4 separate regions of the Mus musculus genome follow, and all the other regions are linked to region 2. Evidence: chromatin loops called from intact Hi-C (ENCODE). Cell type or tissue: heart. All regions are shown on one strand. Region 1 has its middle 38 kb from the start of Gm15326. Region 2 holds the start of Map3k1 (mitogen-activated protein kinase kinase kinase 1). Region 3 has its middle 16 kb from the start of Gm41062. Region 4 holds the start of Il6st (interleukin 6 signal transducer).

Region 1 (8,000 bases), 100 kb after region 2:
AGTTCAGTCCCCTAGAATCCACATAAGATATCTGGGAGTGGTCGTGCTAGTTTATAATCCCAGTGCTGAGAAGGCCTCAGAGACAGGCAGAACCCTGGGGGTCGCTGCTTAGCCCATCCTGTTTTGTCAGGTTCCAGGCGGATGGGAGACCATAGCTCCAAACAAAACAAGGGACTTGAGAAATGATCCTGAAGGTAACCTCCCGCTTACACACACACATAGACATAGACATGGGTATGTGCACACACACACACACACACACACACACACACACACACACACACACACGACACTGACACAGACACACACATGTATACATGCTACCCGATTAAGATAGAACAAATATAAATATACAGTAGAATAAGAGTTCCAAATATGTGCATCTCTAAGGTAGCATGTAATCGTGAAATTCTTTTTTAAATCTAGAGTGGGCTGCCTGAACCTTTTGTGGGTCCTTTCTGCCCCTGAACCCTTACCTCCTCTGCTTATTATTATTATTATTATTATTATTATTATTATTATTATTATTTCCCTCTATTCAGCCATTATAGATTTTTTGGAAGGAGTAGAGCAGAGCTTTGAAAGACAATGGGTAGGTTTCAGGGGTATCTTGACTTTCCTGTGTGATAATCCTTAATTCTCACAAGCAAAGGTGTTGGCTACACAGTCTTGTTCTTCTCTGTTCTGTTATTGTTTAATAGATACTCGATTAAACGGCAGCATAGGCTGTGCAGGGCCTTATCTGTCTTAGAATTCTAGGTTACGGTCCATTACTGAGGAGAGTTAAGGCAGGAACTCGGGCTGCTAGTCATACCACATCCACAGGCAAGAGCGAAGAGAAGCAACCATATAGGTACATACTGCCTGCTTGCTTGTATTGTGGCCTGTCTCCTCCATCTTTGTGGTATGTTTTCCGTGTCTCCCGTGGACTAAGCTATCTCGACTGTCCCAAAATCAAACCTTTCATTGTCATTTCGACACAATTCCGTCCAGGCCACGTAACGAGGAGGACGCCATTAACATAGGTTGATCTGAATCACACCTGTATAGCCCTTCTGCTACCCGAGGCTCAGTTTGAAAGGTGACTTCTTATCATAATGGGACACTTTTAAAATTGGTGTTTATTAGAGAGGATGTCATTATATGTGAAACTCAAATGTAAAGATCATTCCCAGGGCTGGGGATGTGTCTCGGCAGGTGGCTTGCTTCAAATGCATAAAGCCCTGAGCTTGATCCCTAGGACTTAGAGTCTCCTGGGACATTCCTGTAATTCCAGTACTGAAGGAGGTGGAGGCAGGGGGATCGGAAGTCCAAAGTCATTTGAGGCTAGCCTGGGAAATGTAAGAGCTTGTCTAAAAACAAAAACAGTAAACAAACAAAAACCCCCAAACCAACTCTTTGAAGTTGAAAAGAGTTCCTGTTTTATGAAGACAGGAGAACCTGTCAGACAGGGGCCAACAGACTCCAGAGTGCCCAGTGGCTGGATTAAGATAGCCCCCCTCCCCAGCCCCCAATTTCTTCTGCTCCACTAAATTCCATAAAGGGGAATCACAGAACAGTTTAAACCTCTGAGTCGATTCACCCTATAGTTAATACAGCCTGTGTCTTTTCTCTCTGACTCCTACAAATGGCCCTGCACTATCAATCCTACTCCCTTACAGCTCCTCGAGTAAATTCACTCAACAGCGACTTTTTCCATCAGCTGAATTGGAAGTGTTCCTGTGGAGTTTCCTTGCGGGGGGGCGGGGTGGGGGGAGGCAAGAAATCAGTTTCACACAGGTATAATGTCCTGCCTTTCTGAAGACTGGCTGTCTCCCTCCAACAGAACCCAGTTTTGCACAACTAACCCCTCACACCCCACCCTTACCCAGGCTCCCAGGCAATGTGAGGCTCCAGGCAATGCCACCGGTTTCCATACAGCCCAGTGTTCGGGCGCTGCAGCTACCCATTCTAAAGGTGACTGTCTCTCTGTTGTAATTACAAAAGCTGTCCCAGCACTCGGGAGGCAGAGGCAGGTGGATTTCTGAGTTCGAGGCCATCCTGGTCTACAGAGTGAGTTCCAGGTCAGCCAGGGCTATACAGAGAAACCCTATCTTGAAAAATAAAAAACCAAACCAAACCAAAAGCTTAACCGCATAACCTGAAACCTTGCTGGGAAACTGTCTATGGACACAAAGGACACACAGATCCAATCGCTTCAGAACTCGGTCCTTTCCAAGCTTTTTTTTTTTTTTTTCCTCCGAGGCAGGGTTTTTCTGTATAGCCCTGGCTGTCCTGGAACTCACTTTGTAGACCAGGCTGGCCTCGAACTCAGAAATCCGCCTGCCTCTGCCTCCTGAGTGCTGGGATTAAAGGCGTGCACCACCATGCCCGGCTTTTTTTTTTTTTTTTTTTTTTTTTAGGAGTTTTTTGTTTCTGAGTCTCTGGGATGGGAGAAAGAGCAGACCCAGGTTAGCTGATGGCTTGGAGCATGCCCATTGGGAAAGCTGTCGCTGGAGACTCGCACACACACGCTTTAGTATTTAGCTTAGGAAAGCTAGGTAAAAATGACAGCGGTGTTCCAGCTTGGAAACAAGAAAGAGCAGCAGAAGAGAGCATGCCACCGGAGTCCCTTGAAGGAGGTGTCACCCTGAACTCATTCTCCTCTGCTTGCTCACCACCCCCTTGCTCTGAGGGCTGAATACTATAATCACCACGCAGAGAGTGTGGGGAGACGTTTATTTTTAACGCTACCGCCAGCATCCTCACAGCGTGCGAGATCCAATTTTACACTAAGCATCTGCTCAGCGTGTGGCCCTGCTGCCAGCCCAGCTGCTTTCTCCAAAGCTGAGCCGTGCTGAAATTCCTTGTTTTACCCCAACAGAGTATGTGATAGGAAAAACGGAGGAGTTGAAGCGTACACTCCCAGGAGCTGGCTTAACAAATGCCTAACTTGGGGTCCGCCGTTCACCAGGGAGCAGAGAATGAAGACGGCCCAGGAGCTGGGACCCAGCTCTTAGAGACAGCTAAGTCTCTCCCCTCTTTCTAACTAACAGAAGCTGATTTCTGGGGCGGCCAGGAGATCAGCTCAAAGCTCACATTTCTCTTGAGCCCGGCGTGGCCTTGTGACCAAGCTCTGGCTGATTAGAGTGTTCTGTGGGACTTCCAGGAAGACTTCTTAGACTGAGGGGGTGGAGGTGGGCTGATGTTGTCTTTGCTGCTCAGTTTCTCTACTCTGGCCGTAGAACAGATAAGAGGGCAGGCAGCACTCGGGTGTAATACTGCTGGATTCCAGGCCAATTTGCAGAGAAACCCTGTGTCAGTCGAGCTTGTGGCACAGAGGTAGAAGAGACCTTAGGCCTGACAAACTTTGCTGAGTCATGCAAGCGCCAAGCCTTGACCTGCCTACTGGAAGGTTTCCTCCCCTCCCTCTCTGCCTTCCTCCCTCCTTTTCTTTCTTCCTTCTTTCCTGAGAGAAAATACTTTTGTGCGCAGAAGTCACCATTTTTTTTGATTCGCCATCGGGACAGTCATATACAATTTTCTGACTGTTGTATCAATCCGAGGTTTAACATTAACACAGACGCTATTCTAGGTTTTTATAGACACAGGATACAGGAAATAGTACCTGGGATCTAATAAGTATGCATAAAGGCTACCTATTAGCACTACATGGGGGAATTACCATTTTTGCCAATCATCTCTGAGTTTAGACTCTGAGAGAGAAATGACCAATTTTTTTTAATACTTTTTATTAGGTATTTTCCTCATTTACATTTCCAATGCTATCCCAAAAGTCCCCCATACCCTCCCACCCACTCCCCTACCCACCCACTCCCACTTTTTGGCCCTGGCGTTCCCCTGTACTGAGGCATATAAAGTTTGCAAGTCCAATGGGCCTTTCTTTCCAGTGATGGCCGACTAGGCCATCTTTTGATACATATGTAGCTAGAGTCAAGAGCTCCGGGGTACTGGTTAGTTCATATTGTTGTTCCACCTACAGGGTTGCAGATCCCTTTAGCTCCTTGGGTACTTTCTCTACCTCCTCCATTGGGGGCCCTGTGATCCATTCAATAGCTGACTGTGAGCATCCACTTCTGTGTTTGCTAGGCCCTGGCATAGAGAGAGCTCTATCTGGGTCCTTTCAGCAAAATCTTGCTAGTGTATGCAATGGTGTCAGCATTTGGAAGCTGATTATGGGATGGAACCCTGGATATGGCAGGCTCTAGATGGTCCACCCTTTCGACACAGCTCCAAACTTTGTCTCTGTAACTCCTTCCATGGGTGTTTTGTTCCCAGTTCTAAGAAGGGGCAAAGTGTCCACACTTTGGTCTTCATTTTTCTTGAGTTTCATGCGTTTAGCAAATTGTATCTTATATCTTGGGTATCCTAAGTTTCTGGGCTAATATCCACTTATCAGTGAGTACATATTGTGTGAGTTCCTTTGTGATTGGGTTACCTCACTCAGGATGATGCCCTCCAGGTCCATCCATTTGCCCAGGAATTTCATAAATTCATTCTTTTTAATAGCTGAGTAGTACTCCATTGTGTAAATGTACCACATTTTCTGTATCCATTTCTCTGTTGAGGGGCATCTGGGTTCTTTCCAGCTTCTGGCTATTATAAATAAGGCTGCTATGAGCATAGTGGAGCATGTGTCCTTCTTACCGGTTGGAACATCTTCTGGATATATGCCCAGGAAAGGTATTGCAGGATCCTCCGGTAGTACTATATCCAGTTTTCTGAGGAACCGCCAGACTGATTTCCAGAGTGGTTGTACAAGCTTGCAATCCCACCAACAATGGAGGAGTGTTCCTCTTTCTCCACATCCTCACCAGCATCTGTTGTCACCTGAATTTTTGATCTTAGCCATTCTGACTGGTGTGAGGTGGAATCTCAGGGTTGTTTTGATTTGCATTTCCCTGATAATTAAGGATGTTGAACATTTTTTCAGGTGCTTCTCTGCCATTCGGTATTCCTCAGGTGAGAATTCTTTGTTTAGCTCTGAGCCCCATTTTTTAATGGGGTTATTTGATTTTCTGGAGTCTGCCTTCTTGAGTTCTTTATATATATTGGATATTAGTCCCCTATCTGATTTAGGATAGGTAGAAATGACCAAATTTTAATGTGGCTTTGTGCTGGGTTTAAAAGACCTTTATAACTTGTAGTCTAAGCCTGCACGCCCTATTTGATTCTGTGACATTTGAATATGCATTCAGTTGTGTCTTCATCTGTTCCTTCAGGGAACATTTATTCAAGTATCCATTACATATGTGGCACAGCTTACGAGACGGTGGGGTCCTAAGGGAGAAATAAAAGGAAGACCCTGGCTTTGAACTGATGTAGTTGGAAAGGATGTGTAATAGCAATACCAGCATCATCCAAGCCCCTTACTATATGGATTCAGTGTTTTCATTTATTGTTGGTAGCAATTCACTGAAACAGGTGTTTGTAGAGTTTTCCTCGTTATCCTAGTATTGCTAGGAAACCAGCAACTGCTGTAACATTAAGAGTATGTAAAGAAGCTGCCATTTCCCTAAGATGTGTTCAAAGCTCTTGACCTCAAGACAGCAAGCAGAGTAGTCCATCATTTATAAGCAGGGCCCTGCCCTGTGGTGTAGGGCAGCTCTCTGAGTGTGGTCCTGAGACCTGCAGCTGAGCACCCTCTGGGGGAAACTGGAAATCTAACCCCATTGGACTTCTGGAGGGTGGGGTCCTGGACTCTGAATTTTAATATTCTCTCTAGGTGATTTTGTTTAAATATCTATCATAGTTTAAAAACCAGTATGGCAGCTAATGAGTAAGTGAAATTTAACTTTAGCAGGAGGGGTAAGCAGGCACAAACAGATTCAGAACTCAACTGCGGATAAAGTACATGTACAAAGTTTGAGTTAGTTTTCTACTCTTTAAGAAGGCCAGGGAAACAGATATATTATGTATCGTCATTAGTTGCCTATTTGAATATTTGCCGAAGTCTCATTACATTTGACAATGAGCTTTAGGTTTGTTTCCTCATATCCCAGGAATCTTGAGTGTGAGTTATCTCTGATGAGAACTCACAGACAAGTGGGAAGAGAATGAGTTGGAGACCGCCAAAATAAAAGCAAATATGGTAAACTTGAAAGCCGCTCTATAGTGACATACACTTCTCTTTTGCTCGTTTCTGAAGTGTGAAAGCTGGGTGTGTCTGAGTTGTTGGCACGCAAGGTGTGGAACGACAACGTCTTCCTCAGTGGTCCCAGCATTCCCAGCTGGAGCCACCATATCTGCACAGAGCTCTCTTCTGCTCTAAACCCCACATCTCATCCACCCAGGTCTTTGCGCAGGCTGCCAGAAAGTCTGATTTTGAGAGGGGAAATCTTTTATCTTCAAATAAAGAGACACAATTAAGCTAAGAAAAAAAAAAATAAATAGACAACATAAAACCTGCTTGCTCGGTGGGGTCCAGCCCAGGAGCCCTGCTGAGGAGGCTGGAAAGCACCCCCCTTCCCTCCCCCCCCCCCCCACCAAGAGTGAGTTTGATGCACACAGGCAGGCAGGGTTTTGCTGCTGCTCTGAGTTGAACCTGAAAACACTTGGGAAAGGCAAGTCCCGAGGTCCCAGAGAGGTTCCTCTGCTGTGATCTGAAGAGGCTCCTGATGCTTAAGAGCAAGAAAAAAAAATGAGAAATTTCTATCTTTAGCTCACCTTTAAGACATAACGCCAAGTGTAAATGGAGATTTCTGCCATCAGTTTCCTTGTCTGTGGTTTCTATAATGAATTTAAAGTCAATCATAAAATCAAATATCTGGGTGTCACTGAGGGATCGATATTTTGGACTTGCCTGAAAATTTCCATTTCTCTTTTAATTATGTTAAATCTAGTGTTATGCACTTCTTGCCTTCTTTCTTCAAAAGGCAATATATTTTAACTTTCTTCTTCTCTGATTTTTTTTTTTTTTTTTTTTTTTTTTGTCTAAAAGAACACAGGCAAGTGAAACAAGAGTGGCTTTCAAACCCCCTTTCCCTGACCACGAAAGCAAAGGAATTATTTTCACAGGAGGCCCCAGGACTGTAAACGGAGGTCCCAGGAAGTTCTGTCACAGAACCAGGGCCTGGTGTGGTGGCACCTACAGGGTGACCTCACTTCACCTTCATTGCCTCCCAAAGGTCCCAATTGCTATTAGCATGTGACTTTGAGATTAGGTTTCCAACATGAATTCCAGGGGAGGTCTTCAGTCTATGGGCTGTGAAGGAGACTCAGGAGGGGGAAGAAGTTGTTTGTTCTCAGAAAGCTATTTTTCCTTCTCAGACAGGTATGTAGCCTGAGCTGGTTGTAAACTTATAATGTACATGGCCTCCAACACAGGATCCTCCTGCCTCAGCGTGCCAAGTGCTGAGATTTCAGATGTGCACTACCCTGTCCTCCGATAACTTCTCATCAGCTCCTGACCTTAAGAACTGGACGGTGGGTGAGAGACCTGGGCTTTAGCTCTGACTCTGCCATGTACAACTCAGTGAGCTCTAGAAAGTCCCCCCTTCCCCCCAGGCCTCTATTTTTCTTTCTGACAATGAGGTAGTAAGAGTAGCTTTTGCTTTATTAACTTGGATCTGTGCTTTTTGGAACACAGGCAAGAGGATGCCATTCCTCACGGGCATTTTCCACACTGACGATACTAAAATGTTAAGGAGCTGACAGGAAACTGCCCAGGCAGAATCCTAGGTTGTTTATAAAGGACAGGAGTATATCTGGAGGCTACAGTGTTGACACAAAGGGTACCAGTGAGCCCTGCTCAGAGGGCGGGCACCTTCTAGGAGGCTCTGCCTCCATGCCTTAAAAGTGACCAACTAGCCACTTCCCTGTACTGTCACCTTGGTGGAGGTTGGGAGTAGGGTTTTAGTGTGGATTTTGGAAAGACCTTGATACCACAGCAGACCCTTCTGGTTCCTTGGTCTGAGACCAAGCTGATAGGCATCTCACCTGAAAAGGGTTAGGTCCTAGGGTTATGGTGACAGCTCTTTCCTTGGAGGGTGTTCACACAC
Region 2 (8,000 bases):
TTCAGTTGGTCTGTAATTCAATGAAAACCTTAGCAAGTTTTTGGACTTAATAGAATTCCTTCCTTTTTTTCTGGTGGTAGGAAGCTAAGGTGAGGTTTGCATTTAAGGTGAGGTTTGCATGGCTCTCAGGCATATAACATGTCTGGGAAGGCAAAAGTGAGGACACAAGGATGCAAAAGGCTGCTCTCCAGTCCACAGGGTGGCTGCCTGGACTAGGCAGGTGGCAAATGACGGGAGAGTGAACAAGGCTGAGGGAGAGGTGGGCAGGTGCCCAGGAGGAGTCCTAGGTCCTGTTTCTGCACTTAGTGAGCAGGAACAGGCTGGCACTGGTTTAGGGAAGAATAGCAGCTTGATTCTGGTGCAGTCTGCAGTCCTGGGGAGGTCATGACCAGGAAAACAAACTCCAGAGTTATTCTGAATGGCCAGCGCAAGGAGACAGAATAGGGAAAGCTTGGAGCCATTCTGAAGACTTAATTCTAATGTCCCAAAGGCTGGAGATAATCTCCAAGGAAGAACTGCTAATGTGTGCAGAAAGCTGTACCATCTTCCCAAGTCACCAGGCACGTTAGAGTCACCAGGCACGTTAGACGCCAGAGCTCACTTTCTCAGTACCTGACACTTTGCATATGGCTCCAGTTATAACTACCTGTAAGTTACTGAAATATGCTAATTATCATAGCTTTTAAATCCTATGTCAGAATTTTCAATGACTACTTACTAAATACCAACACACTTCTGCTCAATACCAAGCGATGTACAAAACACGAAGAGTCAACGCTGGGAATTACAATTCCCAATCTGGTACTAGTGTTCAGGATGTTGTGCGACCTGTTTAAAGGTGACATCATAACCTATCAGTTAATGATTTCTTGGGCCAACCAGGAAGCAAAGCGCCCACCTATACAGTCTAGCCTCTACCCCCTCCTACTCCACACATACCCGGGACAGATAGGCACGCAGGTGACAAACTGACTTCTTATCCTAACTACAGGACAGTATATTTGGTACCGTGTGGCTCCAGGGGTTTCCTCGAGCCTTCAAGAGGTCCAACGGCCACAGTAGGAACTCCCAGCTGACAGCCATGCACTTTAAACCGTGCACCCGGTTAAGACTTAAAAATTCTGCCAAGCAACGCATCACATCTAAGTTTATAATACCAAATGGCTATAGTATCAAGCCAACAACTCAAATGCTGCTGGAGCTGAGTACCCTTTCCACGGCACGCACCTGCATTAACTGGGGTGCAGAGAAAAACAGCCTAACCGGACCACTCCACGCCCTGGAACACGTCCTGCGCTCCCTCGAGTTGTTTTCCTATCAGGAGCTGCTTTGACAAATAATAAGGGCCCAGGTTTAAAACCAGTGTTGGCAGGTATTGAGTTTCCGGATCCCATACCCTTGTTTTAATTTTCTCTTAGAACAAGAGAATAAAAAAAGCCATGCCTGAACTTGCAGCTCTGTCTCCATCTCTCTTAATAAGAGCAGGCAGGCAGGCGGGCGGGCAGAGTGTGAACCAGATCTGTATCTGTTTACTATGGCTGAGGCTGCCCAAACCCAGCGTGCCTCTCTTCTCAGAGAAGGGCAAACAACCAGAGGAAAGGAGCAGGAATACCAAGCAGGGGGCAAAGCCAGCTTTCCTAGCTACTGACTTAAAACTGGCCTCAGGGGCTAGGAAGGTACGGATGTATTCACCTAAGGCTGTAGGTGAGGTTCAGAGGACTGATTTTGCGCGCGCTCTCTCTCTCTCTCTCCCCCCCCCCCCCATTTCTCTCACTATCTCTCTCGATCTCTCACTCTGCACTTAACATAGGATCACAAAACACGGTCACTCTACCATCCTCCAACTGAAACCCAGGCTCTGTACCAGTGACCTTTTTTGATCAGCCAGACCACTGTCTCGCAAAGTTCATCTACACTGAATGAATGAAATCTAAGACAGTGGGAACACTATTCGGGCTTCTTTGTCTCCTTTCACTTATGATTTAATATGGCACAAATCTAAGAAACTTTCAACACTAATCATTTATCCTCTTTGCCAGAGCAGGGGGTTTGGGGTGTGTGTGTGTGTGTGTGGCATACATAGTATTTACTTGTAAAATGCCTGTGCCCACGCAAGGCTGTTAGAGAATGTGTCAGATCTGTACAGGCAGGGCAGAGTCCGCGCCCGTCCTCTCACGACTCCTACAGAGCAACTTCCTTCTTAAAGTTCATAAATTAATTTAATAATTAACTTGAAAACAAAAATAGAAACAGCAAAAACTAATGAGAGGCGCTGGCAACAGAGGCAGGCTGACTTGGGTCGAGTCCTAACTCCTCTCTGTGGCTGAGTGTTCATGGGGGGCGGGGGGGGGGGGGGCTCTACATCCAAATAATTTTTACCTCCCCAAACAAGTTACCATGCCTGAGAGGGCGGCAGTGGCGATTAAACAAGGTGATCTATGTAATCTGTCAGCCGCACAGAAGGCAAGGAAGCTAACTGTATTAAAAGCATACACCCGCCAAGTGTGTTTTAAGCCATAGGTAAAATTCCTACGTTTAGTGGTCTAGAGGGTACCAGACTAACGCCCCCGCTTCTGGTGAGTCATTTGCCTGAATTCTGGTCCTGACTCTTTTTCATGACTAAAAATACTCTCAAGATATGCCTGAAAGACATTGTTATGTTTTGAATATTGCATATATGTTAGCAATCAAACCCAAGGCCTTGCTCATGCTAGGGTCTGTCTGTCTACCTCCTCCTGGCTTTACCAGTTCCCTTGACATTTTTCAGCAACTGTAACTTTTCACTAAAGATACAGAAAGGCCAGGGCCAAGGAAGACGGCCAGTCTAAAGGATGCATGTGACACCCGTGATACAAACAAATCATCCTACGTTGAAAAGTGCAGGCACGGGGTCAGCAGTGCCCGCCATGGACCAAGACCTTCCCATTCACGCTTTCCCACTTCCTTTAACACAGCTTTCCCCTCAGCTCAGGGAAGCGCCCCGAGTGCAGAATGCAGAGGCAATACTAACTGCATTTTGGAACATCCCTCAGATTTCCTCAGAATAATCCATTCTCCCTGACGACTTCTTCCTTTGGAATTGGCCAGCAGGGTCAAGGACAGGGTAGCAGACTCCTCCTAGGCAAACTGTAGCCTCTCTCTCTCTCTCTCTCTCTCTCTCTCTCTCTCTCCCCCTTCCTCTGCACATTTTGCAAGCTTCAGGCCCACACGTCAGTGACCATTTCCACAACATGCAACACTTGGAGAGGAACAGAAGCATCAATCAATGGGGCTCCTTCCTGTTTGCCTATCTCACAAAATGGAGTCATTATAGTGTATTGGAAATCACATATTAAGGAATGTTGGTTAACCAGTCACTCTTGCCAAGATCAGATATGAAGAGAAAACAAAAGCTGGCAACCACTCTAGCTCTGATATTTCTCTTCCAGAATCCTATTTAATAAGGTTAATCTTTTAAAAATACAGTAGTTTCCTTACCCAGTTTAAAACAAAACCTGGAGAGAAACCCTAAGTCCCAGAGCTCAGGAATTCACTCAGGGCTAACTTCCGGGGCTACATCTATGATGTTAGAGAATCACCAACTCACAGTTTGAAAGGACTTATTTTTAGGTTTATTATTAATGTTTTTATGCCTTCCCTCTAGCAAATGATCAGTGAGTGGTATTTTTAGCTTAACAGCTTCTAAAAGGAAGTGAAACTGAGGCCCGAGCAGCAGAGGTGGCTTATGAAATATCGCTAGTTTTAAACGAGGCTAACACTAACAGGCCCAGCATAGCTTGCTCTTTCACGGGGCAGCAAAGTGATTGATAGTTTGGTTGAAACTACAAAAATAGGACAGAGTAATTATATCTGCCAACCTCACAACAGCCTGTTCAATGCAGAGCAGCACTGTAATTTTTCTTCAAAGACAGTCACTAGGAAGGAAAAGCCCCCTATTCTGTGGCATAAGGGAAAAAAAAAAATCCCAAACCCTTGGGCGCCACTTACAGGACAAACTTTCACTGGCTTGAGTTATTTTACTGAAGGAGAGAGGGCAGACATACATGCAATCTTTGACTTTAATGAATTTCCCATAGCTTATCTTTTTATAAATGTGTATTTTCTAAACATTCAATTTCTACATCCAACGTTTAGAAACTGGATTAAAAAAAACAAAAAACAAACAAACAAAAAAAAAAAACAAAAGAAAAATACGTTAGGTCTTTAGACATGCAGAGGGGTCTTTGGCTCTCTACTACTACTGAAAACAAACCGAAAATATCAGCATTAGATCTTCCTCTTCAAAGCATGAACGTGCGCTACTTGAAAAGGGAACCACATTGTTCAACTGAGATTCTACATGCCGTATAATCATTTCCCCGAGATTTTAAATGAGAAAATAATAAAACATCACAACAGGAAACCCAAAACACAACAACATTTCTGGATAACCCCTTCTTCATGATATAAGTTTTAGACCCGCAGATTTGAAATGAATTTCAAACCAGTTACAAAAACTGGAGGCGGGGTGTGTGTGTGTGTGGGGGGGGGGGGTGTTAGTATTATTTCAAAAGGATTGACAATCGATATTTTACAGCAAATGAAACTATCACATATAACATTTGAGGTGCACCAACAGAATTCTAGCTAGCAGTATTTATTTTAAAGACAGCTTTTACAATTATAAGCCACTGCTTAAAGAGATAAAGAGAGAGAGAGAAGAATGCGCAAAAATCAAGCAGATTACTCAGGTATTCAATTCTACCTGCCCTCACCTTGGTCCTCTGATTTCTAGAGGCAACACTAAAGTTCTATATGTCATTTTTGCAGTTGCTGCTCATGGTATATTCATAGGTGGTTATATTGACTTTATAAATGCTTAAGTGTGGCCAACTGTATTATCATATAGAAAAAAAAATCAGGTCTCACAGGACTAGATAAAATTAATTCCTCAAAGTTTGAGTTACTGTTTTTTCTTTCATCTGTAGTTGATCTGTAGTAAGAGTTGCCACCTAAGAATTATTCTGGTTAGTTTTAATCTAATCTGCACAGAAACAGGAAACCCTAGAGGAAGATACGTGTACAAGTGCACACAGGGCACACACACAGAAAAGCTGCATCGGGGCTGCTTACTGCCTACCTTCCTCCCAATCCTGCCACAGCCAGGGGTCAACACACTTTTTACTACTGGGCTTGGGGGTTGGGAGGAGGGAAAACGACCTCCAAGTAATAAACGGACCGTGATTTTAAACAATCCAGAGCACAAAAGGGGGTCAAATTACTTAGATAACTAACCGAAACCAAGGATTCCTACTGTCAGATTCGACACACAATAAAACACTCTCCACCCACAGTAAACGTCAAGAAATTCTACGGGGGGCCACAGGGTGACGATGACGAAAACATATCCAGCAACTTCACACATCCATCAAGATTTTATGCTTTTGTGTATTTTCATCAGATTTTTTTTTTAAGTATCATATACTTAAAAGAATTTCCTCTAACAGAAAACTTTCCAGTAGCCAAAACAGGGCGAGGCCAAAGAGCCGTTGGTGTAAACTATCTTACGCACATCCTACTTCTGGTGCACCGGAAGACCCCTGCGAGCAAAGCGGCAGCCCCGCACCGTCCCTGTCCCCGCCACGCAGCGGGGCTGCGGGGCGCAGTCCCCACAGCTTTGAAGCTGAATGGCTGACACATCCGGTCCTGGATCCCACAGCATTCCGCCAAAAGCTAACTTCAAAGCCGGATTCAAACTCCCAGCACCGGGCGCTCTAGCCCCCGAGGTGCGGGAGGAATTCCCAAGGACACGCAGCGAGGGCAGCCACGGAGTCCCCGCAGACCCGGCCGCCCCGCGAGCCCGCAGCGTCCGCCTGCGTCGCTTTGACAGGCGCCCCCCCCCCCCGCAGTCCCCGGAATCCCCCGGCCGCCCGGGGCGCGCCGCCGGAGCCCGGCCCGGTACCTGCCCGCGGGCGCGCGTCCCCGTGGGGCCGAGGGGCTCTAGGCTGTCACAGCGCGCAGACCCACCGCCGTCACCTTCGCGCTCCGAGCCCCCCAAACTCACTTCGCGCCGCGGGGGCTCTCAGGACCCGGCCCGGGGAGCCCCGCACCTTCGCGGCTTCCACGCCTGTCACATGTCCGCAAACAATAACAAACTCTCCCGCACGTTCCCGTCCCGTCCCCACGCCGTCCCGGGCGCCGCCCGACCTTCAGGGCTCGGGGACGCGGGCTCCCCCCCCACCCCCAACGAGCGGAGCCCCGGGAGCAGCGCGCCCCGCTCGCTTCATTCATTGCCCGCCCGGCCCCGGCCCGCCGCTCACCCGGAGGGGGCCGCTGCAGAGGGCGGCTCGGCCCCCGCGGGGCTCCGGGCGCCGCTGTCCCGCGCGGCCGCCAGCTCGGCAGAGTGGGAGCCGCAGCGACTCGCCGCTCCCGGGGGTGGCGGTCCCGCCGCGGGCTGGAAGCGACTCGCTCCTGCAGCCGCGTCCGCGGGCTCCGGCGACGGGGAAGTAGATGGGCAGGGCGGCGAGGCGGCGGCGAGGAAGAGCGGCTGCTCCGGCAGCTGGTCCAGCTCCACACTCCGCACTTTGCGCAGCTGCCGCCGCCGCCAGTCCGCGCGCTCGCGGCCCGCGCTGCCAGGCTCCCGCAGCAGCCCCGCCGCGCCCGCTGCGGGCGCGCCGCTTCCCTGGAGAGCTCCTCCTCCTCCGCCGCCGCCGCCCGCCTCGGGACTCGCCGCCGCGGCGCCCGGGAATCCCGACGACGAGGCGCGATCGCCCGCCGCCGCCGCCATTTTCTCTCGCGGGCTACATTCGCTCGTGCCTGCGGGGGAGGGAGGGGGCGGGGAGAGCGCGGGGGGCGGGCGGAGCGGCGGGCGGGTGGGCGGGCGCGCGCTGCTGCCGAGGGCGCGGGCGCGGGCGCGAGCGGGGCCGCGCCTCCCGGCCGGGGCCCGGGAGCGCGGAGCGGCGGGCGGGCGCGCGGCGCAGGTGGGAGGGCAGGGGCAATGCGGGGAACCGGGCGCCGGGCGTTGTGCGCTGCAACCAGGCCGCCGCCAGGTAGTGCGAGACCGGGCGGGGCAGCGGCTCGGCGGGAGCTCGCCCACCCTTGAGCAAGCAGTAATCCGAGCGTGAGTCCCTGGTTCTGGAAGGGGACGCAAGCCGGAGGACTCACGGTCTGTCACTTCACGCGTTTAGTAGCGGTTGCTGGGGGGGCCCCCGCGCGCACCGGCCCGGCCCGCGCCCGAAGCGCAGGTGGCGCCCCGGGACTGTCGCCTGCCGCAGACGGGCGGACGCGAAGCCTTCTCTTAGGAAAGCAGACCTCTTGTCCCGCCCTCGTGTCACAAATAACACTACTTAAGATTTCTTGCGCTACCTTGTGCACCTCTGAAGCTGCTGGTTTGGGACACCCTCCCCCCCACTCCCCCGGCTACGCAGAGGGACCAACCCGGGTACTCTGCCAGAGGTTACTCCCCCGTCTTGGAAAGGCAGGCTCCAACCGAAAGCGGGAGAGCACGTCTGGGGAAGGAGCCAGCGCTATGCCAGGAAGCGCTGGATCATGCCATCTTCTACCAGGTCTCTCCCCACCCCCAACAGATGCTCCCAGCTGCACGTCCCTCTTCCTGGCAGTCAGGTGACAGGCCGGTTCCCGGGTCCCCCACCTCCCTCCCGCCGCCGCTCCCTGGTTGCCCTGTGCGGCGTCCCTCGCCTTTCTCCTGCCCCAGAGTCTAGAAAATGTGCTGGAGATAGAAAAGCAGTATACGTATATGGGATTTCCCCCCTTCGACCCTTTTTCAACGGGATAAAGCTGCCTTGTCGTCCCTATCTCACCCGCCTCTGCCACTTTTTTTTCCCCTAGCCACTTTGTCTAGAATAGACAATCTCTCAGAACCCAGGATTTCTAGATTTATTTTGTGAAACATTAAGACATGAGGCGTGGGGGGAGGGGTAAGAAGGGTTTTCATCTTACAGAGAAAGGAAAGATCTCTCCAGCATTTAGACAAAAGCCTGAACTAGCTCAAAATAATTCAT
Region 3 (8,000 bases), 280 kb after region 2:
TTCATAGGTCCCTACTGTCGTAGTCAACCAACCCCATTTCATTCACAGGGCACACGCAACCATCCAATGTTCTCATGGGATATCTCTGGTTATTGCTTTCTGGGTGTCTTTGGAAAACATGAGCCGGCCAGTTTGCTCAGAGCCTCCCATGACTTTCTCACTGGGACAAGAGGTAGAAAGAAACAGATAAGGTTGGTAGCTACGGTTTGTGCTTTTTCTTCCTTGTTTCTTTTGTTTGTGTGTTTGTGTGTTTGTTTGTTTGTTTGTTTCCCCAATGTTTTTCTGTGTAGCCTCTGCTGTCTTTGAACTCTCTGTAGATCAGACTGACCCCAAACTCCCAGATATCTGCCTGTCTTTGCTTCCCAAATGCTGGGATTAGAAGTGTGAGCCGCTACCACCCAGCCTCTTCCCCAATTCTTGATTTTTATCTGAGACTCAGAGTATGAGAATGGCTTCCTTATGTAGCAGTCTCTGCAATTAACAAGGCTTGTCCACTCACAAGGGGTGGATTAGATCAACACCAATAATAAATAGGTGACCAAAACAGAAAGGGAAATATCTCCTTTTCCCCTTGAGTGACCCTTAGCTCAAGACTTAGGTCTTCTATTTTAATATAGTCTCTACCTATGTATTCTCAAAACTCACTGAAATACCTCAAGTTTTCCAATCACACAGGCTATTGGTTTGACCTAATTTATAAAAATATTCCCCCTGAAAGATTTCCTTTCACAATAAAAACAGACCTTATTAGAAGTCAATCAGGGTCTTCAGAACAGGGTAAGAGTCAGATGGTGTCTCTGGCTTTGCATCTTGGCTGCTTTCTCAAGCCTCTAGCCTCCCTTCCTATCCCACTCCACACCCCAAATGAGCAGTCCATTAGATTTTCCTGCTGATAATGTCTTGAAAAGAATCATCCAAAGTATTGTTATCAGCCTCAAGGTTTCAGTTCTCATTCATGTCTATGTTTAGACACAAATAGACACTATAGGACCAATATAGTCTCTTTCCAGTGTCCTGGCTTAGGGAGGGGCTGTTTGTAAGTGAGTTCATGGGATCCTAAGGCTGGAATTCCCCGGTGTGGACTTGATGTTGAAGGAAACCACGTGAAAGTTCATGGACTCTGGACTTTCCTTCTGTCGAGATGACTGGAACATTGGTTACCTCTCAGGCTTATGACCACACATTCTCCATATATTTTGAGCCAAGATGAAGGTGGGGCAGGGCTGGGGACTTGGTGCATGAATGTATTTGAGAAAAAGCTTGACTCTTGTGTCCTACTAAGGGCACAGGTGTGGCACAGGATTAGCATTGATCAATAGTTCTAAAGAGCAGATACTAAAGAATGCTCATTGCTAAGTAGGAACTGAAGTAGGCTGATGTGTTGAGTTAGAAGGGATCCTGGCATCTCATGGATAGCCAACCCAATCATGCCAGTCTCCTTGCCACTTTGCTGACTGTGAGAAATTAATTATTTTCCTTTCTTTATACCATTTTCACTTAATAATGTCTCCAACAAAGTTCCTTCTATTCTTACCATTCTGTGTGAAGGGCACAGGCATGGGGTACAAGGGCACATGGTTGTTATAGTGGGAATGAGAAGATTCATGTGCTAATCGAGTGTAGAGGACACTGAGTACCAGGAGGGAAGGGAGAGTCATAAGGTGTTTCCCAGGGGAAACCTGGGCTAACACCCACTAATGTGATTCCTTTCTGCCTGTTCCCTTCCACCCTCTACTGACTGGCTTTGTGTCAACTTGACACAAACTAGAGTCATCAGAGAAAAAGGAACCTCAGTTGAAGAAGTGCCTCCATAAAGTCCAGCTGTAAGGTGGTCATTGAGGAGGGCCTAGCCTATTGTAGTTGGTATCATCCCTGGGGTGATGGTCCTGGGTTCTACTAGAAAGCAGACTGTGCAAGCCATGGGGAAGCAAGCCAGTAAGCAGCACCCCTCCGTGGCCTCCGCATCAGTTCCTGCCTCCAGGTTCCTGCCCTGCTGAGTTCCAGTCCTGACTTCCTTTGGTGATGAACAGCAATGTGGAAGTGTAAGCTGAATAAACCCTTTCTTTCCCAACTTGCTTCTTGGCTATGATGTTTCGTTACAGCTATAGACAGCTTAACTAAGACACACCCCGAAGCTCTCTGATCACAGTCCAGGACTGAAGGCCTATTACTTTTCCCACTCTCTTTCTCACCATGTGGCTGAAGAGACCCAGAAAATTCAATGTTGAAGCTTTCAAAAAAAAAACAAAACCAAAAAACCCCACACTCAATAGTGGTGACACACAAAAAACCACTTTTCCTCCCCAATTGCATCTTTTGTGTGTGTGTGGGGGGGGTGGAGAAAACATGGAAAAATCCTTAGAGAATCAAGATATTCAGCCATTTAGAGAAACAGTTGAGCCAGGTGGTGATGGCATGAGCCTTTAGTTCCGGCAGTCAGGAGGCAGAGACAGGCAGATCTCTTGAGTTGGAAGCCAGCCTGGTCTACAGTGTGAGTTCCAGGGCAACCAGGGCTATATGGAGAAATCCTATCTCAAAACAAACAAACAAAAAAAAAAAACCCAAAAAAACAAAAAAAAACAAACCAAACAGAATAGAAAAGAAACGGGCTGGAGACTGTTTAGGAATACAGAGGGAGACAGAAAACCCAGAATGAAGCAGTGTGCACTTTCCTCAAGTTGGCCCGCGCTGGGCCTCGCCTTGGACTTCTGGTTCTGACTTTGAATTTCTGGACCTTACTGGGTGTTTGAGCCCCCCAGATCTCTCAAACAACCTCATGAACGCAGCGGGTGAAGTCTCTTCGTTAGGATTCTTACCTGAGGGAGCTCCAGCCTGTGTTCCCAGAGCTGCATGGTCCTTTTCAAATTGACAAACGGAGGAGATTTTTACTTTAGTTGCCTGAGATTTGTCTTCACAGTCACATCCCTGTCTGCTTCTCTGCTTCCTGTTGGCGTTGTTGTCCTGTAAGGCTCCTTGTGGGGATGAGGGTGGAAGCTTGAGCATGGCCGTTCACCTGGGCCTCGCACGAGGATGAGGGACGACGATGTTGTGCATACGTATTTGCATGGCACTGGTTCAGTAAAAACAGGTATTTCCTCTGACACTTCAAGACGTAGCTGCACTTTGTGATTCTTACTCTCATTTAGAAGTTCTAAATTCTTTGAAACACAAACCTCACAGTAGCTCTTCTTGTGTTTCTGCCTTCCTGCAATCTCATAGTTCTCTATACAATTTCTTCTATTCTGATATTCAAGAGCATCTACATATTGTACCTTTAATACCTGGCTATCTGAGTCTATGCTACAGTGAACACAAATGCACCCTAGGAAACAGGAAGTGGGAGAAACAGATAGCAAATCAGAGGCTAGTGAATGAAGTCCAAAGAAAGGCTTGAGAGAGCTGTTAAATTGCCTTCTTCTCACGAGTCCTACTGTCTATGGCACTCGGACAAAGATGAGGGGTCCTTAAGCTGGAGGAGTCAGAAGAGGAAATTCATTTTTTTTTTTAAATAAAAAAGGCGGAAAGGAAACACTGGTGTGGCTGGTTGAGAAGCTGAGTGATCTGCCAGCTTGGGCTGGAAGTGGGGGGTAAAGATGAGGTGACAGCAGGATGGGGAACAGGAAACCGAATTAAGGAAAACACGTGGTCTTCCAAAGAGGAAACAGCGGTCTGAAAAGAGATGGTAAAACCAGTCCTTCCAGGCTAATGCCTTTTGTATCCCTCCTCCCTACGGGAAGCTCAGCTGGAGGTCCGAGGAAGCTGAAAGAATACCATGGAAGCCCAGGTTACCTGCCAGGAGGAAGGAGGGCTGTGGGGAGAGCCGAAGGGCGGGGGACAGGGTCACGTTTTTCTTGGCATCGGGATACTTTCAAATGAGTTATTTTTTCAGAAGTTCCCAAGGAGGATCCCTTACCAGTTTCCAGCCTCCATTTGGGATTTGAAACCTCCAGGAAGCAAGGACCCTTCCCATGACCTCGCGTCTTCCTCTCTAAATTTAATTTGGACACTGAGGGAGAACTGGCAAGGCAGGGGCTGGAGCTTTGTGCAGTGCCTGCAAGTAGGGTCTCTCCCCAGTACTGGCAGGAACCAGTCCCGCTCTCAATTAAAGGCTGTTCTGGCAAGTGAGGGATATTGTTTGGGGTTTTGGCAAGTTGTTTAAAGATTTGGCTTGCGTGTTCTTTTCTTCTACGAAATAAGAAGTTTGGGCTGAAACAGTTTGGTTCTTAACTTTGAGGGAAGGTGGTCTGAGACCCTTTTAGGGAATATACTGAAGGCACATAAACTGGCTCCCACGGACAGTTTTCAGGGCTTCTGTTCTCTTTAGCACAGGATTTCCAGTGTCATTTTCCTTCTCAAAGAAAGCTTAAATGTCTTTAACTTTGGAACTCGGACTTTGAGGCATGGCAGGTGAGCAGACGTGTGTCCCTTCTATGCTGAAGGGTAGGTCTATAACAGTCCCAACAGTGCTCCCCCTCAGTCCCTGCAGTTAGAATAGCAGTACCACAGGGTGCACGTTCCCAGACAATCTTGGGTTGTCATGCTTTCTTTAAGCTGCAAGTTACTGATACTAAATCTGAATATTTCTACAGTCTTTGTCTTTTTTTTCCCCCAGAATCTATTTAAGTCTGTGAGATGAAAATTGGAAATGCAACTTCATATTCTCACGCTACCTATCTCCTGAGCCGGGCTCACAAGAAACATCCGCTCTGGAGTCGTTGAATTCAGAATTCAACCGGGTCCTACCGAAAGCCAATGAGCTCCAAAGGCTTGGTCAGGGTTCTCCATAGGGTCCCAGGGACAGATGAGCATGGTAGGATCTGTCTAGCCATCTTACTGGGTGTATACCAACCCAGTCTCATTTACAGAAGAGCAAAGAAATACTAGTGTACTCCTAAATGCTTCCAGTGGCAAAAGTCAGGTCAAAAGGCAGGATGTCTGCACTTGGTGTCTATTTATGGACTGTGAAGTTTAAACAGAGACCTCCATTTAGAATTCATCTGCCCATTAAAACTGCTTCCCAAGTTATTATCTGCAAGGAAGTGGACAACACTTGAATCTTTCTCTGTAGTGGGTTTGTGTGTGTGTAGATGTTTTGCACGAGTATAATTCACTGATCAATTTTACCTTGTCAAAACAGAAACTGTCTGTCAAATACAGGATGAGGCTCATTAGAGAGATGCAGACGATAGCACAGCAGAGGGGAGGATAAACCGACTTACTGCCCAGCAACAAGGAAACAAGAGATTATTCAGGGAGCAACTGGAAAGGACAGAAAATGATACAGGGGTCACGACAGACCCACATCTAGTGAACGATACGGCTATTCAGCAAATGATACTGAACGGGCAGAAAAAGTTTCTCAGTAATTGGTAGGTGATGGTAATACATGATCAAGGGCCTGACACTTGAGTAGTCAGCAAAATAAGCCCAGATCTGGTTTTTTCCCTTCTACGTGGCTGTGGTTTTCCCAGCTGGACATTTCTGACGATAGTATGTGTCCACCTAATGTAGAGACCTAATGTAGAGCTGTCTTTGCTCACCACAGAAAGTAGCTAACGATGGCTATAGTCTATTGTTAAACTTGTATGACAGAGAGAGGCACAGAAAGAGACAGAAAGTGTGAAAAGAGTCTAATATATACAGTATGTAATATATAATACATATATTAAGCAATATTATGTACAGTGTATGTATGCTATTATATACAGAAAACAGTCTTACAATTTTAAGTGCTTTTAACTGATTAGAATGTACTGTCGTGTGATTCAGAATTCAAAAATTACAGAAAATAAAACAGCGAAAGTCCTTGTCTTGGTTGTATTTATTTCCCTCTGGAAAGTTGTTTCTGACTGTTTTGACAGCATCCTGTGTATTCTTGCAGAGTTTTTCCCCTTCAGGATTGCCCCCTCTTATTTATTAAGCAATTGAGCAGGCTTTTCTGTACCTTGCTTTTTCTGCTTGAATAGAAATACAGTTTGGAGGTTTTTCTATTGCCATCAAACTCTTGAGTTTCCAGTCTCCCTTTGTAGTTTGGCAGCATTCTAGTTTATATGTACTGTGGTTTACTAGGTCCATCTCTTTAAATGACTATCCTAGATCCAGTAAGATGGTTTCACGACCTGAGCTCAATGCCCGAACCCACATGGTAGAAGGAGATAGCCAACTCTGCAAGTTGTTTTCTACAGGAACACATACACACATGCACACACACACACACAAAATAAGATATAATAATATTTAAATGAGCACATTAGCTCTATCAACTATCTGGGCTGAAGAAGATTGCCTGTTTGTTCTCCATAGAAACTGTGCCATTTATATCCTTGTTCATGTATGGCACTGCCAATTCTCTACTCTCTGTCATATATGTATGTATATATGCATGTATGTATGCATTCAATGCATGTATGTATGCATTCATGTATGTATGCATTCATGTATGTCTGCATATATGTATATATATAATTTCTCATTTTTATCTTTATCACTATTATAAGATAAAATATAACTTCAATATACATATTAAATAATTGTAATAGAGACATTTATAGAAAAGCCTATTGTTCGTAGTTAAAAAGTCTTCACAAATGAAACACACTGTGTGGCCACCACAGATTAAACCCAGGACAGGATCACAACCCTGAAGCTCATTTTATTGCATTCCTAGAAGTAATCTAGTAGCTTTGGCCTTTCTCTTGGGAGCGAGGCAACGATCTTTAAAGAATAATTTTAAGTTGGCTTAACAGAGTTTAGTTCATCATCTTCACATGGGTTCAGGAACCATTTGCATTTTTTTAATCTATGGACTGTGTGTCCCTCATATCTTTGGCCCAGTTATAGACTAAGATGTCAGTGTTCTGTTCCTGATTTATGGAAGCTATTTTAATGTTAAGGAAATTCACCAACTGTTGGTACTCCTAAGAGTGGGTATTTAGTGCGTGGAATTCTAGAAATGCAAGTCATGAATTTAAAAGTTCACCCACTGGAGACCTGCGCAGTCTTCTCCATATTCTCCTGGAGGCCCTATTGCTATTTCCCACTCTTGTTCCTGCAGTCCATTTCTGCTCCCACCTAGTATTTCCAAAAGCCTTGGGCAAGTGGGTTTTTTCTGTTTGTTTGGTTTTTGTTTTTGTTTTTGTTTTTGTTTTTTTTTCAAATAAAGGCTTTATCATCAGCTGTCAATCAAATGTTGGGGGTGGGGTATCACCAGCAGAAAACCCAGGCAAGGGAAAAACCTGGGAAATAAGACCATCCAAAAAGACTCCAGGAAACATCTGGAAAGTGGCCTCTAGAAGGAGACCGCTTCCTCATGACAGACCCCTGCATTCCCAGACTGCTTGTCCAGTTCAGCCCCTCCCCTCCATCAAAGCCTCCACCACCACCGCTCTCTGTCCACAGACACTGGGCAGAGCTCACCCCAACCCCCTACACACATTCCCTCTGAGTGTTCACCCAGGAGAGGCGGTTCCCTCAAAAACAAAAGCAAGTGGGAGGTTTTGTTTTCTTTTTCCCCCCTTCTCTCTCCCTCTGACTGGAGGGTAACCTCACGCCACATGCCTTCCAGCAAACACTCATCACCCGATAAATCATGTGACCCTTCTGTTTACTTAGAGGTGCTGGCCCTGGCTCTGGCCTCTAATCCAGTCCCTGGTCTGCAACCAATTTCTGAGTGGTTTTCACTGGAAAGGAGACCTTGTAAGGACCAGATAAGGCAGCCTCCTTATCTGCCTAGAGGAGATCCCTGGGGCCGGGTCCAGAAGATGCTGGGAGAGGCTGGGAAACCCAGCACAGAAGTTGGGAAGCCTTAGTCTGGAGCAACTGGGGCCCTGTGACACTCTATGTAGTTCCCACACAGCATTCAGGAGCTGTAGCAGCTCTTATTTTAGGTCTGTTTTTGAACCTTTACTTAAAATTTCACATTGTAAAAGCAGCAAATATGAAAACCTTAATGGCTTCTGCGGAGAGCTTTGGCCAAAAATTCTGTATGAACTACTTAAACC
Region 4 (8,000 bases), 660 kb after region 2:
AAATATGTAATGAAAAAATGGCAGAAGTATGTATAGGGTTTTTTTTTTAATAAATCAAAGCCAAAATGTACTCATCAAATTTTAAATGAAACTCAAGTGAGTCACTCCAACATCAGACATTTTAACCCAATCCAAAGATAAAGTTCCTTAACACATGCTGAGAAATGACAGCAGGAAAATATGAAGTCTCCATTTTCCTAATGAAGCCATTGTTTCTGTAAGAGCAGGAAAGTCTGTGTGTGTTCAGTAAGATCAAACACCCCGCTCATGTTCTTGGTCCAAAGCAGGGGCAGCAGCAAGACAGAGATCAACAGGACCACTTTCGGTTTCCAGATAGTCTCAGCTCTCTCCTCATGCTCCCCTGAGCTCCTGGACTTTGTACGGGGCATCTCCACACTCTCAGAGGCCACAGTGGAAGCCCCCAGTCCACCCAGGGCCACTTTTCTGTACTCTGACCAGTACAGTCTCAAGTTCACATTCAAGAAGGGGACAAGATCTAATTTTAGCATAGAGAATTTTGTGACTGTGTAACCTGCCCAGGGGAGTATGGGCATATGAACGAGGCAGAGGAAACCCTGTTCCTGGGGTGTTCACGCAGGAGCGCTCCCTAAACACCCCTTTACTGTCTTTGCTACAGTGTGACATTGATATCATAACACTGATATCATGAGTATTTGCTTACTTATATATCGTGTTATTCTTTTACTCCCTTGAGGAAAAAAAAATATATGTTTCTTTTCTAGACATATATCAGTGCAGGAACATAATTGACGGTAAATGTTTACTGAGGAAATAAACAGAACAGATTGAAATAATCAGCACCTCCCTAATTCCTGGAATTCATGTCCCCCAAAATAGCCCAATGCTTGATGTAATAATGTCAGTTTCCAGACGCAGATCTTAAGAAAAGTTTGATTGAATGTGAAATAATATTCCTTATGAACATTGTGTGCGTGTGTGTGTGTGCGTGTGTGTGTGTGTGTGTGTGTGTGTGTGTGTGTGCGCGCGCGCGCGCGCGCACGCGTGTGTGAGAAGGACCTTCCTTTTTGGGTGACAGAAGGGTACAGAGGAAATGGCTACATATCAACAGTAGTTGAATCCTACATGGGAAAGAAAAGTCAAGGATGCTCACAAGTGGTACTCCTGACCCTTCCCAAGAATAATGACATAGATTCCAACACTAAGAATAAGCACTAGGTACCGTCCAAGGGAAGAGAACATTGTTAGGAACTAGGCTGATAAGGCAAATACGGCCAAAGATCAAGGGAACTGAAGACCCTGGTGAGAGTATTGCTAAAATGGCTGATTATAAGTTTCTCATTGCTTAGGAAGATGAGAACAGGTAGGAAACAACTGATCAGCTCTGAGAACAAAGTCTCAACGTCACCTTGACTGCAGATTCCGTGGGAGTGAGCACAAAGGCTTACAGCTGTAGGTGGCTAAAGGTACTGAGAAGGAAACACAGCCCCAGGTTTAGGAGAGATGGCATCGTTTCTTTAGCTGACTGGGCTGGAGGCGTGGCTTTACCTGTGGACCGCTTGCATATACAATGAAGCTGATGATCTTTGGAAAGGGATGAGAAATGGTGAGCTCAGAGCAGTCAATGAATCATCAACTAGGAGGCTGCACTCATTAGATGACATTAGGGCGGGTGACCAACTACAAGACTGACACAGAGTTTCAGAAACATTCCAGGGCACAGACAAGGAATTATGCAGCTATCCCGGTCAGGGCCAGATTTAGGTAGACCAAAGCAGGTAAAGTTTGTCTTCCACATTTGTCACCTTCATCCTAGAGCATGTGTCATTAGTTTTGCTCACCTGTCCTACTCACAGAAGGAAGGTGGGGCATATGACACTCCTCTACCCAGTCTTCTCCCTATACGCTCTTCCACCAACTGGTACTTATTATCAACCATATTTAGAACCAACAAGATGTTACAACGGGAAACAAAACAAAACAAAACAAAAACCCATACATTGCAATGTTCAATGGGGATTTCTAGTGATTAACTCTTAACTAGAAAGGGGTTATTTCCGGACCAATATTCTATAGAGGGGTCTGGAAAATCAAGCAACTTCCACAGAGTGGGTGCGTCCTTCTTAGTGTCTTGCAGTTCTGAAAATTCTTCATCAAGCATTGATTTATCTTTTCTGTTTAGGATTGTTTGTCAAAGTTGTTGGTTTTCTTTTTCTTTTCATGTTTGTGTGTGCCTTTGTGAGTTTATGTGCACCATGTATGTGCAGGGGTCCCTGGAGATCAGAAGAGGATTGTTGGATTCCCTGGAACTGAACTTACATTGGCTGTGAGCCACCTGAGATGGGTGGTGGGAATTGAACCTGGGTCCTCCGCAAGAGCATCAGGCGTTTTAACTGCTGAGCCATCTCTCCAGTCCCTTTGCTCAGGATTTTAATCACTCTCACAAAGTGTGAGTTGCTGTGTGGCAAGGCTTGAGCTGAGCCAATACAGACAAAGTGATAAGTCATGTATGCGAGAGAGGCAGTATAGGCCTTCGGATTCCCCACCCATGGTCCAAGGCAGGTGAATCCATTATAAAACATTCACCTCCTTCTATCCACAACCACCTCAGATAAACAAACTTTTAAATAAATGCTGTAATGCAGAAAGGTCTACTGAGGTGCGATGGCAGAGGAGTCATTCGAGGACACCTGATATTTACTGAACAGTGCGTCAAACCCTCTCGCTGTTTTAAATAAGTTCATTCTTGCAACTTAGCAGGTCAGAACCGTCCTCCTCATTTTGCAGATGAAGAAACTCAAGACTTTTCCAAGGTCACAGCAATGGGAAGTAACAACCGTAGGATTTGCATTTAAATAGTCGTTCAGCAGACCTACTAAGCACCTTTGTAAGGTCTTCAATTGAACAAAGGCCCTTACAAGTCTTTTCCCTCCATTCGATCTTGTCACACCCTGAGCAAGAGACAAACACATCTTTAGCTTCAGCACATCAACCACTAGTGTGTTTGAGACTCTTTTAGCCAGGCCCTTGGCAGTGTTTTTTCAAACTAGCTGACCAACAGCTAAGGGGTCATAATTCAGAGCTGGGGGTATAGAGATGCAACAGAGGCAAGAAAAGGGGGAGGGAGGGGCAGAGAGCAAGACTGCAGTTTGATCCATTTGATCTCATCTGAATTGTCAATATAACAAAGAACTTTACAATGACTAATTAATGGGTATTTGTTTGCTCTGCAAATCATTATGTTAGCCTTTCTTCCAAAAGTCTCTAGCCTTCTCTCTTTTTTTTTTTTTTTGAGTCATTTCTTCACTTTTAAAAGTTTTTTATTGGGAATTGTATACAGTATATTTTTACCAGATTTTTTTTTTTTTTTTGCTGTTCCCTCAACTTCTCCCACACACCCCTCCATCCGTCCAGCTTCCTGTCATTTGTCTCCTTTAGAGCAAAACAAAAGGTAGATGTTGGGAATGAGAAAATCAATTTCCATCAGTGGAGTTACACTGATTATATATTATATCAATTGCACTCCAAGGGCGGGCTCCGTGCTCAGTAAAAGATAACCAATGCAAATTGGAGTGTTTCTTTACAGTTACACATCCCTTATCTTTTAAGTTTCTCAACTTGCTTGTATACACACTACACACATACACACATCACACACGTGCACTCACGCACATTGCAGCCTTAAGGTCGTTTTCCAATCAAGGGAAGGGTGGTGGATTACAATGAAATAGGTTTTTCCTTGGTATTTCTAATCACACATCAGGCGACTCAAACCGCAAAAAGATAACAGTTTCTTGGCAGGTCACCAGTTCACGGATCAATCAATGACACCCAAACTCATTTACTAACAACAACAAAAATTGCACAGTAGCAAGGTTCGTTTACTTAAGCCTGGGTCCGAAGCGGTCACTATGGGCGAGTACAGTCAGGGCCACTAAGTCCTGCCCTGTCCCCAGGGAGTTCCCTTGCCTCCAGAGTCCCAAGGGCCTCCTAGCAGTCGCCGGAGGCTCGCAGGCCCTCTGGGGAAGACAGCCCAGGGAGACAGCCGAGGTCCGGGGAGAGGGGTCGCGGGAGGCACCTGGGTTGCTGTCCGCGACCCATTACCCTAGAGAAAATGGAACTTTCCGTTCCGGCCACCCACCCAAGTGCGGCGGGGAAGCCTTCGATCTAGTCTAGGAAAGGCGACCAGGCTCAGCCTCCGGAATCCCGGACGCCGGGAGCCGCGTTACGGGAATCGCAGAGGCCTGCAGTCCCGCCCCTTCGTCTCCGGCGACCCGGAGCCAATGGCCGCGCGCTCCGAGACTGACCAGAGCCAATGAGCTCGCGGTCTCTGGCTCCGGGGGGCGGGGCCGTGGGGGGCGGAGCTAGGAGAGCCCGGGTCAGCGGCGGACGGAGGGTGGCGTGTGCGGTCGGGAGGCCAGAGCTTCGAGCCATCCGGGCTGCGGCTCCGCTGAGGGACCGGTGGTGTGGGCCGGGATCCGCGGGGCTGAGGGACGCTCAGGAGCGGCGAGGCTCGCGTCCGGAAGGTGAGAAGAACAGGGCCCCGGCGCGGGAGGGTGCGGGTTGCCTGGAGCGGCCGCCACCTGGCACCCGAGGCCCAGCGGGGCCGGGCTGGACCGGCGCCGAGCGCACGCCCGGAGCTGGTCGGGCTGGCCTGGGAATCCCCGCATTCCTTCCCTCCCCGCTCCGGGCTCCGACTTCCCTGATGTTGTCACCCGCCTTCTCCAGCCGCGTTCCTGACGCACAGTTCCGAAGCCCCCGCCCCAAAGTCCTCTCGGGATCGCGCGTCCTGGGTGACCGCGTCCTGCGTTCTTCCAGTTCCCGTGCCGTGCTCCCTGATCCTACTCTGGACATGGCCCTAGAAAGTGTGGTCTTCTGTGTCCCGTGAAATGCTACCGTTCCCTGCTCTTGATGTTTCTTAATCCAGAGCGAACTTTTCACCCAGACATCTTAACATTTAGGCGTTAATGAAAGTCCAGTGTTTATAAATATTAACTTTCCCTTCGGTCCGTACCCTTCCTAATAAATCCCGCGTGCCTTTACATCCCGAGAGCAAGCCCATCATCGGTCTTTAGATTTTCACCTCCTCCCCTAAGCGTAAACGTGTCCCCTTCTCCAGCTGGCAGGGGGCTCTCTTTTGGATGAACAACCAAAATTCAGAAACTCAAAGCAAACATAATATAAAGGGCTTGGTCCACTTCTGTTCTTGTCATTTTTCCATTAAGAAGAAACTCGTTTTGGCTTAATTTGTATAGTTATTGGACATTACAGCAGCTGTACTGCTTAAAAGTAGTCAGTGAGTGCTGGAATGTCAGCGCGAATCTTCTGAAAAATCTTTGGTCTGGTCAGTGTTGTAAACAAACTCTTTTAGACCGTGTGTGACTGACTGACTGCCAGCTTCCAGTTGGAACGACTCTTAATTTGAAATTACTGACACATTATCAGGGGATGATCGTCATCGTCTTAATTTTCCAAGTTTGTGTTTATATTTATCATTGGGAATTATTTTTGAGCTCTGATCTGGAATGCTACATTTGTAGGACTAATCTGCTAGTCGGTTAAATTCTGTTTTCCACAGGTTTCTGGGGGTGGGGTGTGTGTGTGTTCATTTGCTTCTACTCACAAGAGAAAGAGAGAGAAAAAATTACAGTGGGGGAAAGGTCAGCTAAGGATAAACTTTATAGTAGAAATTTGTATTGTTGGCATTAGTGATTTAGAATATTACAAATACTGTTACCCGCTCATTTAAAGCAACATTCTTATGTAACTGGGCATTTTGTTCTGTTTTATTTATGACTTTGTGTTTTCATTTTGAAATAGTTTTTCCTAAGAGAATGTGGCATTTCAGTTCAGTGCTAGAATGAATACTGATTATTATATACCTATGAAGTGGGTGTTACAATATCTACCTTCTAGAAAAGGGAACAGGCTCAAAAAACATGGCTCCAAAGCCTGTGCCTACAAACTGTTGTGTTGATGGATCTCTTATCGCATTCCTACAGTTTGGTCTGGGGAGTTGAGTGTTGTCCACAACCCTGCAGTGGGAGCAGGAAGGGGTTTTCCCTGGAAGTGATCTCAGGTGTCATTTTGCCACACATTTGCTTCACCTGGCCCTGGTACATTTGCAACTTGTCTGCTAAGGAAGCAGGAAGTTCTTAAAGCTTTCTCCTCATCTTTGATTGCAAACGTGGATTGATCACAGGTGAGGTTTCTGGTGAGATGATTTTAGTAAGCATTCAGCCTGCTCTGGAATTTATAAAAGATGCCTGAGATAGCACCTAGGTTTTTCAGTTTACAAAATCGGGTAAACAAACTGTGTGAAAAACTACTCGGATACGGGAGTAGTTTCAATGAAATAATGAGTGATACAGAAAGTACTGTGGGTGTTTAGGGATTGGAATTGAAATATTCAGTGGGGTTCCCAGAGGTCAGCCTGGGAACCTGGTTAAGGTTTGGGTAAAGAGGAAACTAGAGAGATCGAAATCCGGATGTAGAACTGCGGCTAGAACGGGACCATGGGACAAAGTAAAGGACTACCATGTGCCGTTACCACAATATATTCAGTTTACTATCTACTGCTTAGGCAACTTGGTATGTCAGTCACAGAACATTTGGCTTATGTTCATGTGCCCTTCAAAGCCTTATTAAATAGTAGGTCTTACTCGCCCCTTTTATACAAAGGCGAACACGTTATTATCAGATTCTATATTTATACATAGATTTCCTGAGCTCTGTCTGAGCCCTTAACTGTAATACGTTCTTTTTCATACCGAATATATGAATGGCAGAGTAAAGTGACTATATTAGGTGTTTTAAAGCTCATGTTTACGCTGGGAATGTAGCCAGTAGTCGAGTGCATGCCTAGCATGTGCCAGGCCCTGGGTGCACCTTCAGGCTGCATACACGCACATTCTCTGTCAGTAGCACTTACATACGGACATACATGTGCAAACTAAACGTTCTTTTAGTTGTTCCCTAAGTGCCTCAAGAGTCTCAGCATGTGAAGTTGTGTAACTCCAGTGCTACACGGTGAATCCTCTTAGGGAACTCTGAAAGGGCCCTGGGAACACAGATGTCTGTGAATGTGGGGGAAATCCCACAGAAGAGATGTCCGTTTGGGTTATAAACAGTGGAACAAGGCAGAGTCAGCAGGGCACTGGCACCGTAGAAGCAAACTATAGCCCGGGTACAGGCACACACTCCCATCAAGAAGGTGTGCTGGAGGTTTGTGGTAACCTGAGCTCACCCTCTAGATGTGGCTGCCCTGGGAACTGTGAAAGGTAAGACCTGATGCTGAGGCCACGCAAAATGAGGAGCTTAAATATTTGCTTTGCAGTTGGAAAACGAAAAGAGTCATTTCAGCATAATTGGAATAAAAAGCCAACTTGCTTGTAATTTTCTCCCGAATAATAGCATGATGGTTTGAGAGAAAGACATCTAAGCATAGAGTTTTATTTATGTGGTGGGCTGGGGGTGGAACATTGTGAAAGGGCCTTTCCACATTGTAAGCAAGAGCTTTGTCAACTATGCTGTCCTCTCTATTATTGGTTTTTTGTTTTGTTTTTTGTTTTTTTGTTTTTTGTTTTTTTTTTTTTTTTTGGTTGGTTTTTCGAGACAGGGCTTCTCTGTGTAGCCCTGGCTGACCTGGAACTCACTTTGTAGACCAGGCTGGCCTCAAACTCAGACATCCGCCTGCCTCCGCCTCCTGAGTGCTGGGATTAAAGGCGTGAGCCACCCACCACGCCCGGCTGGTATTTTTAAATAAAGTTGAACATTGGAGAGCGGTTGGACAGTGCAGGTGATGAAAGCAGCTCTTGGGTTCTCTGGTAGGTGCTGGCTTTTAAACAGTGCTTCTGAACCTCGCTCTGGGAGGACAGGAGCTGGGAGTGCAGCACTGTGCTGTGCTCAGGTCCAGGAGGAGGTTGTGGCAGAGGAGGGGCTGGGAGCTGTGGTAAGTGCTGTGATCAGTCCAGTGCATCGAGACAGACGAGAAGTCTGGATGAGATTGTAACAGAAAAGTC

What was found. Peaks named below come from ENCODE experiments on the same cell type or tissue, not always from the same donor. Only the 100,000 strongest peaks of a DNase experiment are listed, where the experiment ranks them.
Region 1: a loop joins it to region 2, with 2.2 times the contacts of the local background. A loop is called at or near these places in 5 of 42 quality-filtered maps.
Region 3: a loop joins it to region 2, with 2.3 times the contacts of the local background. A loop is called at or near these places in 4 of 42 quality-filtered maps.
Region 4: it touches region 2 in a loop (2.3-fold over the local background); 2 of 42 quality-filtered maps call a loop at or near these places.

The regions. Positions count from the first base shown.
Region 1 is chr13:111,902,292-111,910,291 of GRCm38, forward strand. No RefSeq gene overlaps it. Among named protein-coding and RNA genes, the nearest start is that of Gm15326, 38 kb to the left of the region's middle. In heart, no CTCF peak of the experiment used is centred here; a DNase peak (open chromatin) is centred at 3,180; H3K4me3 peaks cover 904 bases; H3K27ac peaks cover 1,653 bases.
Region 2 is chr13:111,802,204-111,810,203 of GRCm38, forward strand. Map3k1 (mitogen-activated protein kinase kinase kinase 1) reads right to left here and starts at 6,790. Exons shown (of 20, transcript NM_011945.3): 1 at 6,300-6,790. The coding sequence starts at 6,766. It overlaps Gm15327 (a long non-coding RNA gene), which reads left to right and starts at 6,935. Exons shown (of 3, transcript XR_382912.2): 1 at 6,935-7,544. In heart, CTCF peaks have their summits at 3,986, 5,057 and 7,095; DNase peaks (open chromatin) are centred at 5,678, 5,858, 6,758, 7,528 and 2 weaker places; H3K4me3 peaks cover 3,370 bases; H3K27ac peaks cover 3,817 bases.
Region 3 is chr13:112,081,003-112,089,002 of GRCm38, forward strand. No RefSeq gene overlaps it. Among named protein-coding and RNA genes, the nearest start is that of Gm41062, 16 kb to the right of the region's middle. In heart, no CTCF peak of the experiment used is centred here; DNase peaks (open chromatin) are centred at 3,729 and 7,649; H3K27ac peaks cover 2,036 bases.
Region 4 is chr13:112,459,746-112,467,745 of GRCm38, forward strand. It overlaps Il6st (interleukin 6 signal transducer), which reads left to right and starts at 4,325. Exons shown (of 17, transcript NM_010560.3): 1 at 4,325-4,505. In heart, CTCF peaks have their summits at 4,346 and 4,545; DNase peaks (open chromatin) are centred at 4,296 and 7,026; H3K4me3 peaks cover 3,072 bases; H3K27ac peaks cover 2,785 bases.